Regions from separate parts of the Homo sapiens genome. Here region 2 is linked to region 1. A link is an interaction called in ENCODE POLR2A ChIA-PET data of the cell type or tissue named here. Cell type or tissue: Panc1. All regions are shown on one strand. Each heading gives the region's core, and the rest is flanking DNA. Links, peaks and the distances in the headings are about the cores only. Region 1 overlaps MYL12A (myosin light chain 12A). Region 2 overlaps DLGAP1 (DLG associated protein 1).

Region 1 (6,412 bases), core at 423-5,422:
TTCTCTTGACATGGAAATTCAATTCAAAAAACAAGATTTTAGCACCATGGCCATAGCCTGGAAAAAGTATTTTGGCTTAACCAGTGAATAAAATTCAGAAACAAAAGACAAAGAATGAAGGCAGGTTCTAAGATTCTAATGCTGAAGAGGTCAAGGACTAGCTTTGACTAGTCCTTCTATTCCTATAGCACTGGCCTTCCCACGTTACAGGATCTAGCTGATCTATCTTATTGGCTGCAAAGGCCTGCTGCCCAGAAGGCTTTTAGTAATTGTTTACTGAATGAGGTAATGGTTTTGTCCAAGGAGAGTCATGTTAATCGTAGCATAAAACTTAAAGTTATTATAGTAATTGTCAATTACTCATCTTCATAGGCTAATTGTCAAATCTTTTCAACCAAATTTTTCTCCATTTCAAATCTTTTAAAACTCATGCTCTTTGAGAGTCAGAGTTTTGGGCTGGGCATGGTTGCTCACACCTGTAATCCCAGCACTTTAGGAGGCAGAGGTGGGAAGATCACTTGAGTACAGGAGTTTTAGACCAGCCTAGGCAACATAATGAGACCTTGTCTCTACAACAAATTAAGAAATTAGCCAGGCATGGTGGTGCCTGCCTGTAGTCCCAACTACTCAGGTGGCTGTGGATCACTTGAGCCCAGGAGGTCAAGGCTGCAGTGAGCTGTGATCGTGCCATTGCACTCCAGCCTGGGTGATAGAGCGAGAGACCCTGTCTGGAAAAAAAAGAGAATCTTGAAGCCCTTTGAGAGTCAGATTTTTAAAGCTGAAAAAGAACGAAACTGTCTGCCACTCCCTGATTAACTGTGAAACAGTTCTGCATTTCTGCAAATAGTAGAAGTTATTTTTAGGACTGAAATAATGACCTCACTTTCCCAGGCATGCAGGTTCAGCTGTTTTGATTGTGGGAAGGTCAGGAATGTCCAAAACTCAAACATGGACTCATGGTGAATCTCTGCATAAACAAATATCTTTCAATACACATTGCTGTGTTAAAGAAAAACTACATATAATAAAAAAAATACTGCATTATATTTCCAGCACTTTAAAACATAACATAAAAATCTCTCTTTGGTAGCATTCCACAGAACCTTTAAGCCAAAATGGTTTTTAAAAATATGACAAATTGAAATTATACTCAGTAACCTGGTCTAATTTTAAATGACCAGAAATTACAAAAGTTTAAATAAAGTGGAAATGTTGGCAGGTATGTCAACTTAAGGACTTAAAGCTATGGAAACTATCATATATGCAAATTCTACAGGAAATTATTTTAAAAATTGGAAGACAAAGTGCAGAAAACCTGATTAGGGCAGTTAAAATTGGATATCCTTGGGAGGAGGAGGAGGAATGGATAGTAGAGGAGATAGGATTGTTAGGAAAACTGGAGGAAGAGAAAGCTAACAACCATATCATTTTCTAGGATTTCCCTCATCTACCTTTCTTTGGGAGATACGACTGAAACCAACAAAAGCCAAGTTTGGTAAATAAGAAGTTTAAACAAGTAAGTATTTTATCATAAAGTTTAATTATGATTCAGAAAAAATCGAGCGAATAACTTTCTCTGAAAAAATATATTGACTCTGTATAGACCACAGTTATTGGGGGAGAAGGGCTGGTAGGTTAAATTATCCTATTTTTTATTCTGAAAATGATATTAATAGAAAGTCCCGTTTCCAGTCTGATTATAAAGATACATATGCCCAAAATGGCTGAGAATAAATACAACAGGAAATGCAAAAGCTGTAAAGCTAAGGGCATGCAAGAGAAAATCTCAGAATACCCAAAGTGGCAACAAGGAACGTTTGGCTGGAATTTGAAGTTATTTCAGTCATCTTTGTCTTTGGCTCCATGTTTCAGGATGCGTGTGAACTCGATGTAATTGAAATTCCCCTTTTTATCAATAGGTGCTTCTCTGTACAGCTCATCCACTTCCTCATCTGTAAACCGATCCCCCATGGTTGTCAGCAGCTCTCTCAAGTAATCTTCCTGTATGGTGCCTGGAGAATAAAGAACAAGGGATCAGAATACATACTATTCTGAGGGTTAATTACAAAGAATATCTATACTTGACTAAGCATGTTCTGTATGTTACAAACTATAAACATGCAAATATATGAACTACAGGGTGTCCACCTACTTAAAACAGCCTCAGCAGAGAAGTGCCTAGAAAAATGCCTAGCTGCTTAGCAGCACTGCTCCGCTCTATCATTTGCTCTATCATTCTGCCTCCACATTCAGCTTCTGATCTCTTGATAAGAGAGACTAAACCTATGCCTAAACAAAGTAATAAAAAGTATGGTTAAAGAATCTAAGCCTTACGGTTCCTTCAAGTGGCATGAATGGTCACATCTTATTCTACAAACAAGTAACATTTACCTGCCAGGCTAAAATCAACACTACATCATACACATCAATAAAGTGGTACAGTGGAAAGAATACCGGAAGCTTGAGGCCCAGTTTTAAGAAGCTATTTTATTTCAGGCATTTCACTTCATCCCTGACTTTGGTTTTCTCAGATGTAAAATGAGATTTTTACTGTTTACAAATCCAATTATTGTAATAAATATGGCCAGTCCCAGCACATGCAAAAACATGGAATAAATATTTGAGCACTAACTATGTGGCAGGCACTGTGCTGGGCAGTGGGGATGTGCAGTGGTAAGCTGAAAGGTGTGTGCTCTTTACTTTGGGAATTTGATACCAGGGTTCTCATAAAACCTGCCTGCCTACAAGAATCTGATGTCACCCGATTTATTTTCTGGTATTGGTATTTTTAAGATTTCCCAAATAACTGGCATGCACATGTGGGGAGCCTTGAAAGCCACAGACCATGCTTCCATCAGCAGGCCCTGGCAACCACCCAGTATTTAAACTCGTCCCACTAATGGAGGCAACCAAAGATTGTGCCTTCCTTCACTAAACACACTTGGCTACGCCATGTTGAGCTGGGAATCACGGAAAATATTCCCTCATTATGTTTTCTCTTACATACACTTCTGCCAAAGGATCAGGCCCCTATATAGATAACATTTTGTTTTTTTGAGAGTTAACTCTGTGCCACACAGTATGCTAAGTACTTCATGTACATCTCACTTCTTCACTTAATTCTCACAACAACCCTATGAGGTAGGTAATACTGCTCATTTTACAAATAAGAAAACAGAGGCTTAGAGAAAGTTAAGCAACTTGCCCCAAATTATACAGCTATTATGTGGAAGAGGAATTTGAAGCCAGATAGTCTAATTCCAGACCCTAAGTTCTACTGGGTGTATTTTAAAATAAAGGTTAGATGTCAGATTTAAACAATTTGAGAGCTGACAGATACCTGGTAAACATATACAGGATTGTAGTGGTGCATGGCCTATAACAATTTATACTTCATCAAGATTATTCTGGTAAAAGTTTTTTATTCAATACATATTTTCTGAGAGCCTAACCCTTGTGGAGTTAACATGGTAGGAAAGGGGTAATATAAGCTTCCCAATGAGGTTTCAAATACAACCTATTCATTGTAAACTACTACTTAGGGCAGAAGCAGCAAAGTGAGTGACAAACATGCCAAGAGAACTCTGTCTAAAAAAATAGGTGTAGTACAAACCTGAGAGCGTTATCATATTTTAAGTTACTGTATATTTTAGTTACCATAACTAAAAATTAAATCACTTTATAATTAAAGGTTACCTCTCACTTACCAGTTGCTTCTTCATCAAAGCAAGCAAAGGCATTTCTGATGACATCTTCAGGATCTGTGCCATTTAACTTCTCACCAAACATGGTGAGGAACATGGTGAAATTGATGGGGCCTGGAGCCTCATTCATCATGGCATCTAGATACTCATCAGTTGGATTCTTCCCTAAATTTTTAAAAGGGGTCATAATTTTAATTACATTACAATACATATCAACTATTAATGACAGTAAACATTTTGGTAACAAAGATTATCATTCATACAGTTTACTGTTTGCACTCATGAGAGTGAAACTATTTGGGGGGAAAGTTTTCTTAATGAATAGGGCCTATTAAAGAGTCTGGAAAGTATATGATAGTCCATTGGAATGTCAGAAGGAATAATACTGCTTCCATAATCAAGATCAGTGTTTTTATACACACACACACACACACGAACCCCAACCCAATCCTAAGACAGGGTCACGAATCTGCTGGTGATCCGGTGGGAAACACTGTTCCACACTTTACTCAAACCTTAGTAGACTCATTAGACAGGCTTTACAGAGCTTTAAGACTCATGAAATCAAGATGAAAGGCACCATGGAAATTCTATCCAATAGATTAATATTTAAACTGAGCATTACCCAATGAAGCAAGCATATCATGCAAATCTTCCTTGTCGATGAAACCATCTCTGTTCTGATCAATCATGTTGAAGGCCTCTTTGAACTCCTGAATCTGTGACTGGTCAAACATAGCAAACACATTGGATGTTGCACGCTGAGGGCGCTTCTTGGTCTTGGTCTTTGTTCTTTTGCTCGACATGGTGGTGGTTAAGTCCTAATTAGGAAAGGAAATACAATAAAAACCAAATCAACATCTAAGATTACTTAAGTTTGAATCAAAACAATGATTAACAAAAGTACACAGAACCAACTTTCCTGATATGTTTGAGCTACTCAGAAATGTGTCTTTAGAAGACACATCTCAACAAGATTACATATGTCCTGTACTGCTATATAACTAACAACAGCTGATAACCAAATCTGCTGATTTGATAACAATAAAAAACCAAGAAGCAAAAAAAATTAGGTACTTAGGAAACTCCCAAGTTCTATACTTCAGCAGTATAGGGGTGCTGAGGGATACTAATTCATCTTCAGTAGGTCCCTGCTTTGCAGCCTTAGCCTAAACTGGCTATTCCATAGTACGGTGGACAGAAAGGTGAAGAATAGTAAGAATGACTAACTGATGGAACAGGTCTTCATCTCCTAATCTCTATTGACAAATATTGTTAAAGCTTTCACTTTCAACTAACATTTTTTATTGTACCCTCACCACTAGGCAAAAGTAGTTCAAAAAAACTATTTGTTGAAAGGCTAATAGTAAAGTATAAAAAAACTGAAGGGAATTCATCTATAGTTTTTATAGACATTGCACTCTATCCAAACCAGTTTCTTGCATTACAGTCACACTAAATCACTGGAAGTATCTAAGATCTCTAAACAGAAATCAGAGCACAAGCTTTTAAAATAATTTTAAAAGTTTTAGAAAACATCTTAAACGTAGAAACTACCTTTGCTCTCTTACCTAAATTTATCCCGGTAAAATTTAAGTTAAAATTAAAAAGAATGTCTAATAATACCTAAAATAAAAAGGCAATTTTCAATACTCAATCTGTTAAAAACTACAAAAATTTGTTTCAAGTTAAAAATCTCAGTCATCAGACAATAAAATTCTACCATACCATCCTTCAGAGTTGCAGGGAAGATGGTAGTCTGCAAAACCGCTCAGCAGCAAAAGTAAGACACTGCATTGAGTTATATTCTTCCAAGCAGGTCTAAAATAGGCACTACTGATTTCACTCTGACCAGGATAACAATTTTAAAGCTTACGTTCTGAAAACAACATTTAGCTATGATCTGGCAAAACACTATGCCATTGGTCTAAAAATAAGTCTGTGGACTGCAAAGAATGAACTACCACCTAGATCTCAGCACTCCAAAGTGACCCTAAGAATGTGTTTCCGATGTGTTTAAAAAGTAATTTCTTACATTCTTTCCTTGATTATAACCATATCGTCCAGACTAAATACAATTATGGAATGATTAGAAAAGCTCTGCCTCAAATTTTTTAAAGCTAAATCTGTTTTCAGATTTTAATAGGAAATTCCACAAAGGATAGTCACAAATTCCAGCCCATCCAATACAGCACCGTATGGCAACTGGAATATATTGTTGAAAAGATATATCCTACATAGCACAGAAGTTATGATATATATGCTGTTCCCAAATTTCCTAGAATTCTTTAATCAACTTTTAGGATGCTGCCTTTCATGACTTAAAACTATTCATAAATGCATATTTTCATTCTATAACACCTTTGGGGGTAGTAAATCCCATTCACATCTAAACTACATGAGGATGTACTTTCCTCGTCTGTTATAAATGCTGTCTTTAAAAAATACAAAGAGATATAGAATATATTATTCCTCCAATTCTTAAATGTACGCAAGGACTTGGAGCAAGAGGTTGAAACCCAATGAGTGACACGTTTACCAGTCCATATCGCTTTAATATTTTAGGCATGTCACGCCTTTGCAAGCCAAAGCACATCTTTAAAAATAGTCTGTTTTGTGTGACAACATTGTCTTTCCCTAATGATGCAGAAATGTCAGCTATTTTAAGAACAAAGAAACTGATGAGGTCAAACGGCTGACACATCTGA
Region 2 (6,412 bases), core at 505-5,504, 320 kb before region 1:
GTGGAAGAGACAGTTGCGCCATTGCTGGTGCCTGGAGCGTCCCCCACTCCACTGACTGGTCTTTTCAGATGGTTCACCTGAGGGGAATGTCCACCCGGAGGTTTGACTTTGGACGTCTGGCTCAAATCAGGGTTTCTGAAAGTATTTTCTTTGTAGACATTATTAGCAGCTATTATTTTTGTTCTCTAAATTGAATGTGTGACTCAAGCTGCAGGATAATTCAAAGAACATGAACACAATCAAACATGAGGTGCTTTTAATTCCTAACGCACATTTCTATTTTTAGAAAAGAGAGTGGACTTGCAGGAATAGCCGGGGTCATCGAGCCACATAACAGTATGTTCAACACTATTGAATGACCATATGAGAACAAAAATGTGAATCACTTCCCATAGATGTGGGAGTGAAGGCGAGCAAGACCAAAGTGACTGACAGTGTGGAAAGCAATAACACACATCACAGCATCATGAGGAAAGAATGTGCACTAGTTTCAGCCTAATCAAGCATTTCATGAAAATGGTAGAAAACTCAGTAGGCTTCTCAGTTCAGTTCACTGTTTTTCTGCTTTTCAAAGATAAGATCAAACTGATTCCACCTTGTTTCTTTTACATCTGTTTAGCTTGGGTTACCCTGCTAAAAGTGTTCTTCTATCAAAGAAGAAAAATCATCCTCTCTCTCCATTTTTGTTGTGCTATATCAGTCTGCGGGTACCCTTTGAATAATAACTTCTCAATTTGCTGTTGAATAAATCCATCCACATTGAACCCACTCTAAGGCTAATTTAAAAGCCAGGCGTGGCCAGGCACAGTAGCTCATGCCTGTAATCCCAGCACTTTGGGAGGCCAAGGCGGGTGGGTCACCTGAGGTCGGGAGTTCGAGACTAGCCTGACCAACATGGAGAAACTCCATCTTTACTAAAAATACAAAATTAGCTGGGGGTGGTGGCGCATGCCTGTGATCCCAGCTACTTGGGAGACTGAGGCAGGAGAATCCCTTGAACCCGATAGACGGAGGTTGCGGTGAGCCGAGATCATGCCATTGCACACAAGTCGGGGCAACAAGAGCAAAATTCCATCTCAAAAAGAAAGACCGTTTTAACTATTTTTACACCTACAGTTCAGTGGCACTAAGGACATTCACATTGTTGTGTGACCATCACTATACTGTGTGTGTTTAGTGGTGATGATGCACCCACCAAACTATAACCTCCACAGGAAGCTAGATTTTTTAAAACAGTTTCAGAATAATAATAATAATTATTATTTTCACCCAGTAGGATGGAACTAGACTTAAATCCACGTATACCATTGGGGAGAAAAGTTTTTACTTGAGACATTATCTCATGTCTTAAATAGTTGGATATTTTAGTGAATAAAAAAATTGTTCTTATTCTTCCTCTAATCATTGTACACTGCTATGTAAATTATAGCAAAGTACTGAGTACTTTATGTGACTCTCATTTGACTCATCCAACCACCTTATGGCGTAGGTGTTAGGATCATCTCTGCCCTACAGATGAGAGCACAGAGAGGTTGGAAAACTTGCCCAAGGTCACCTGCTTTTTGTTGACAGAGCCAAGATTGTACCTAGTGTCTAACATGATCACATTATACTACTTCTTTGATGGAGAATAATAAGAAAAAAAAAAAATGGCCGGGTGCGGTGGCTCAGGCCTGTAATCTCAGCACTTTGGGAGGCTGAGGTGGGCAGATCACGAGGTCAAGAGATCGACACCATCCTGGCCAACATGGTGAAACCCCATCTCTACTAAAAATACAAAAATTAGCTGGGTGTGGTGGCACACGCCTGTAGTCCCAGCTGCTTGGGAGGCTGAGGCAGGAGAATCACTTGAACCCAGGAGGCAGAGGTTGCAGTGAGCCAAGGTTGTACCACTGCACTCCAGCCTGGCGACAGAGTAAGACTCCATCTCAAAAAAAAAAAAAAATTAAAGACGCAAACTATTCATTGAATTTCGTTATACAGAAATCAAATTTAAATGCAAGTTCCCAAAATATGTCACACTAGAATCTTAGACTTCCTTCCATGCTTTCTCTCTTAGGGCCAGAGTTTCCAATCCTTTACCAAAACTTTACATTTAATTCATACCCAATAGCTAATACTACAACTACTTACTTTATAACCTCTGTGAACTTAGATCAATTACTTAATATTTCTGTATCTCAGATTCTTCATCTGGAAAATGAGAATAATAATAGTCCTTATTTCATATGGTACATTTTGGGTATGGTAAAAATTAATTGATAAAATATATGTAAGGCCGTAAGCACAGTGCCAGGCATAAGTGTTCAACAATTATTAGATTTAGTTGTTATGATTAATATTGTCCTTTAAAATTATAATTAGCTAAATATGCTGAACTAAATATGCCATGGACTTTCTCAATTATTATTTTTTTGGACAGAGATCTCATATCCTGCAACTTCTTTTACAATTTTGAAAGCCACTTTATAAATTTAAGTAGATTACCCTAGATACAATACATAAAAGATGCCATTTGCCAATATTTGGAGCTAAGAGTAAAAAATCACAGATAAATTTATATACAATGACTAAAGCTTAGAAGATGCTAATACTTGATGCAAATGAGCTGGCAGTTCTAGGACCAGTGGGGATGAGGCTTGGACCAGGCAGAGAACAATATCCTCCATTCTTGTTCTGATGAACCCTCCTTCTTTTCTGTCTCCTCTTTTTCATGCATTGAGGATCGTGCTTCTTCAGGGAAATAACTACCATGCGTCTTCTGAACAAATTTCATTGGATAGTTTTATACCACCGCATAGTAGAAGACACAACATCCTACTTTGGCTGACATCCTAAGCGTTTTTAATTTACAAAAGTGTAGTCATATGGAATTGGTTAAAATCTCATCCAGGAAATCACAGACCAGGCTCACTTCTTAAACAGAGACAGTTTAATACACAAAATTGGTTACACAGGTATGGGAAGACTGAGAGAGCAATAAAAGGAACAAGAAGGAAAAGGTGGGGTTACCAGAAGTTTAGGAGCTCAGAAGAAAGGCCTGGGGTAGCCCGTGCTCAGACTGTGAGGTGGCAGGGTCACGTGGTGCTGGGACTTCAGAGTGGTGCAGAGCAGCTGGTGCATGGGCTGTTGAAAGGAGCTGAAGGGCCAGGCACGGTGGCGCACCCCTGTAATCCCTGCACTTTGGGAGGCCGAGGTGGGTGGATCACCTGAGGTGAGGAGTTTGAGACCAACCTGACCAACATGGTGAAACCCCATCTCTACTAAATAAAAAAATTAGCTGGGTGTGGTGGTGCATGCCTGTAATCTCACCTACTTAGGAGGCTGAGGCAGAAGAATCACTTGAACCTGGGAGACGGAGGTTGCAGTGAGCCGAGATTGTGCCATTGCACTCCAGCCTGGGCAACAAGAGTGAAACGCCGTCTCAAGAAAAAAAAAAAGGCCGGGCGTAGTGGCTCACGCCTGTAATCCCAGCACTTTGGGAGGCCAAGGTGGGCGGATCACCTGAGGTTGGGAGTTCGAGATCAGCCTGACCAACATGGAGAAACGCCATCTCTACTAAAAATACAAAAAATTAGCCGGGCATGGTGGTGCATGCCTGTAATTCCAGCTACTCGGGAGGCTGAGGCAGGAGAATCGTTTGAACCTGGGAGGCGAAGGTTGCAGTGAGCCAAGATCGCGCCATTGCACTCCAGCCTGGGCAACAAGAGCGAAGCTCCATCTCAAAAAAAAAAAAAAAGGAGCTGGAGCTGGCTGCGCTGGCTCATGCCTATAATCCCAGCACTTTGGGAGGTCAAGGCAGGCGGATCACAAGGTCAGGAGTTCAATACCAGCCTGGCCAAGATGGTGAAACCCAGTCTCTACTAAAAATACAAAAAAATTAGTTGGGCATGGTGGTGGGCACCTGTAATATCAAGTACTCGGGAGGCTGAGACAGAGAATTGATTGAACCCTGCAGGCGGAGGTTGCAGTGAGCCGAGATCGCGCCACTGCACTCCAGCCTGGGCGACAGAGCAAGACTCCGTCTCAAAAAAAAAAAAAAAGGAGTTGGAGGGTGGAGCCATAGCTACCTTCACATGCAAGAGTGATGCCAGAAGAAGGTGGAAACAGGAAGGAAGTTTCTTCTCTTCTTCCACCTTCCTTTGTTAGAACACAGCTGGAAACCAGCTGACAAGGAGGCCTAGGAAATGTAGTTTGGGAGTCCTGGCCGCAGTGTCGAAGAGCAGCTAAATGTAGAAGATGGGCTCGAGGCTGCTAGACAGTAAGCAAATCACCAAAACAAAGCTCTTTGTCTGATATAATAAATAAATGTGCTGTTTCCTTCAATCAGCATGTGTGTTAAAAGACCTAAAATGGACATGATCCGTGTGCAGTCTTGATTCCTATGTTCTTATGGGAGCACCTTGTGGCACTCTGCTTCTAGAATATTTAAAGATATAAATTTCTGTATAATATGGCACCAAAACAAGTCAAGTACTTTATCTGGTGTTTTTCTTGATACCCTAGTGCTGGGGGTGATGGGGGCATTGTGGGGACTGGCTGCTCTGGATTTAGAGCAAAGTTGTATGTCTAAACTAAAAGTCATAGGCACCTTTAGGATAAATTTTTTTTGTTTTCTTATAATTACAAAGTGAGTAATTCATGTATACAGGATTATTATAAAGAGTTCGTACAGTACAGGAGTGTATAGAGCAAAATATGAGATTTCCCCTTCTTTCCCACTCCCACCTCGTATTCCTACTGTACTCCCCAAAGGTGACCCCTGGCAACAGTTGGTTACATTGTCTTTTAGTCTCTCAAGAGTAATTCTGACTACAGATGAGTTTCATGTACTACCTTTAGGCCCTGACCCCTCTACTTCCTGATGGTACATTATGATTTCCATATATTATCATTTAACTCAATTTGCAAAACAGATGAAAAGAACAGCTTAATCTTCACATTATATGAAATGCAATGGCTTTCTCTATTCTTTGAATTAAAAATAAAAGAAAATTTAGTTATTTTAGATCATACTCTTAAGACTTATTTATTTCCTTTAATACCTGTCCAAGTGTACAGATATATATTAATATTTTATGCTTATGTGAAGAAATAAGTCCAACTGCAGATAATGAAACTTGTCTCTGCCAAGTAAAGTACAAACCAAAGGAATGGTTACTATTTGAAAGAAAGCTTTGAAAAATAAAAAGGCCCATGCATGGTGGCTCACGCCTGTAATCCCAGCACTTTGGGAGGCCTAGGTGGGCAGATCACGAGGTCAGGAGATTGAAACCATCCTGGCTAACATGGTGAAACCCCGTCTCTACTAAAGATACAAAAAATTAGCTGGGCGTGGTGGCGGGCGCCTGTAGTCCCAGCTACTCGGGAGGCTGAGGCAGGAGAATGGCGTGAACCCGGGAGGTGGAGCTTGCAGTGAGCCAAGATTGTGCCACTGCACTCCAGCCTGGGCGACAGAGCCAGACTCTGTCTCAAAATAAATAAAATAAAATAAAATAAAATAAAATAAAATAAAATAAAATAAAAAGGCACATTATCTTGGATTCATAATTTATTGACTTAAAATAGTAAAGGAACACTAAGGAGATAGTTTCAAAACATTTAAGCCTTGAAGACTTTATTTTGATGTCCTCGAAGTCAGCATCAGTGTTTATTTGGAAAGAGATTTTTGGAGGGACCTCTCTCCAGTCAAAACTAATGAACCTTACGGAGATCATTTTAATGAATTCCAAAAAGAAGAAATAATCAGTCATGTTTGCCAACCATGATGCATTAAAATTAGAAATTAACGCTAAACAGATAACAAAATCTAACCATTTGAAAATATTAAAACATCTAAATAACATTTGGATTACGGAAGGAATTCAAGATTATTTTGAAATAAATGACAGCAGGAATCCTATAAATCACCACTATGGGCTGTGGCCATAGTTATGACCTAACAAAAATTTCTAGCCCTATGTTCTTTCATAATTAAGGAAGAAATATTACAATATAAAGTAAACACTCAATTTACAAAGCTAGAAAAAGAACAACAGATTCAAAAGAAGGAATTACAAGTAAAGTGGAATTGATAAACCAAAATTGGTTATTTGAAAATACTAAATAAATAGACAAGTCTGATTGAGAGAGGGAAAATAGAAATCAACAATATTAGGAATGAGAATAGTATATGACCTTTCGAAAAACTATAAAAGATTCTTGTGACAGCTTAATGTTGGCAAATTTTAAAGTCAAAATAATACGTACACTCATGTATATTACTAATACCGATGCAAGAGGGAGTATTAAATCTGGGGAAAGAGGTCAGGCTCAGTGGCTCACACTTGTAATCCCAGCACTTTGGGAAGCTAAGGTGGGTAGATGGCTTGAGCCAGGGAATTCAAGACCAGCTTAAGCAACATAACGAGAC

Evidence for each region. ChIA-PET counts read pairs that join two places held together with the same protein. Peaks named below come from ENCODE experiments on the same cell type or tissue, not always from the same donor. Only the 100,000 strongest peaks of a DNase experiment are listed, where the experiment ranks them.
Region 2: POLR2A ChIA-PET joins it to region 1 with 12 read pairs; 7 of 35 experiments call an interaction of 5 or more read pairs at or near these places.

The regions. Positions count from the first base shown.
Region 1 is chr18:3,251,346-3,257,757 of GRCh38, reverse strand. MYL12A (myosin light chain 12A) reads right to left here. Exons shown (of 4, transcript NM_006471.4): 2 at 4,330-4,525; 3 at 3,708-3,869; 4 at 1,522-2,012. The coding sequence starts at 4,510. The coding sequence ends at 1,840. MYL12-AS1 (MYL12A and MYL12B antisense RNA 1) reads left to right here. Exons shown (of 4, transcript NR_130145.1): 3 at 1,436-1,516; 4 at 1,920-2,322. Among named protein-coding and RNA genes, the nearest start is that of MYL12A, 6.8 kb to the right of the region's middle. In Panc1, for the core only: no CTCF peak of the experiment used is centred there; no DNase peak of the experiment used is centred there; H3K27ac peaks cover 672 bases.
Region 2 is chr18:3,573,894-3,580,305 of GRCh38, reverse strand. All of the region lies in intron 8 of DLGAP1 (DLG associated protein 1), which reads left to right. It also overlaps the pseudogene LOC100419892. Among named protein-coding and RNA genes, the nearest start is that of DLGAP1-AS1, 17 kb to the left of the region's middle. RefSeq lists enhancers at 3,338-3,837, 3,838-4,339. In Panc1, for the core only: no CTCF peak of the experiment used is centred there; no DNase peak of the experiment used is centred there; H3K27ac peaks cover 3,107 bases.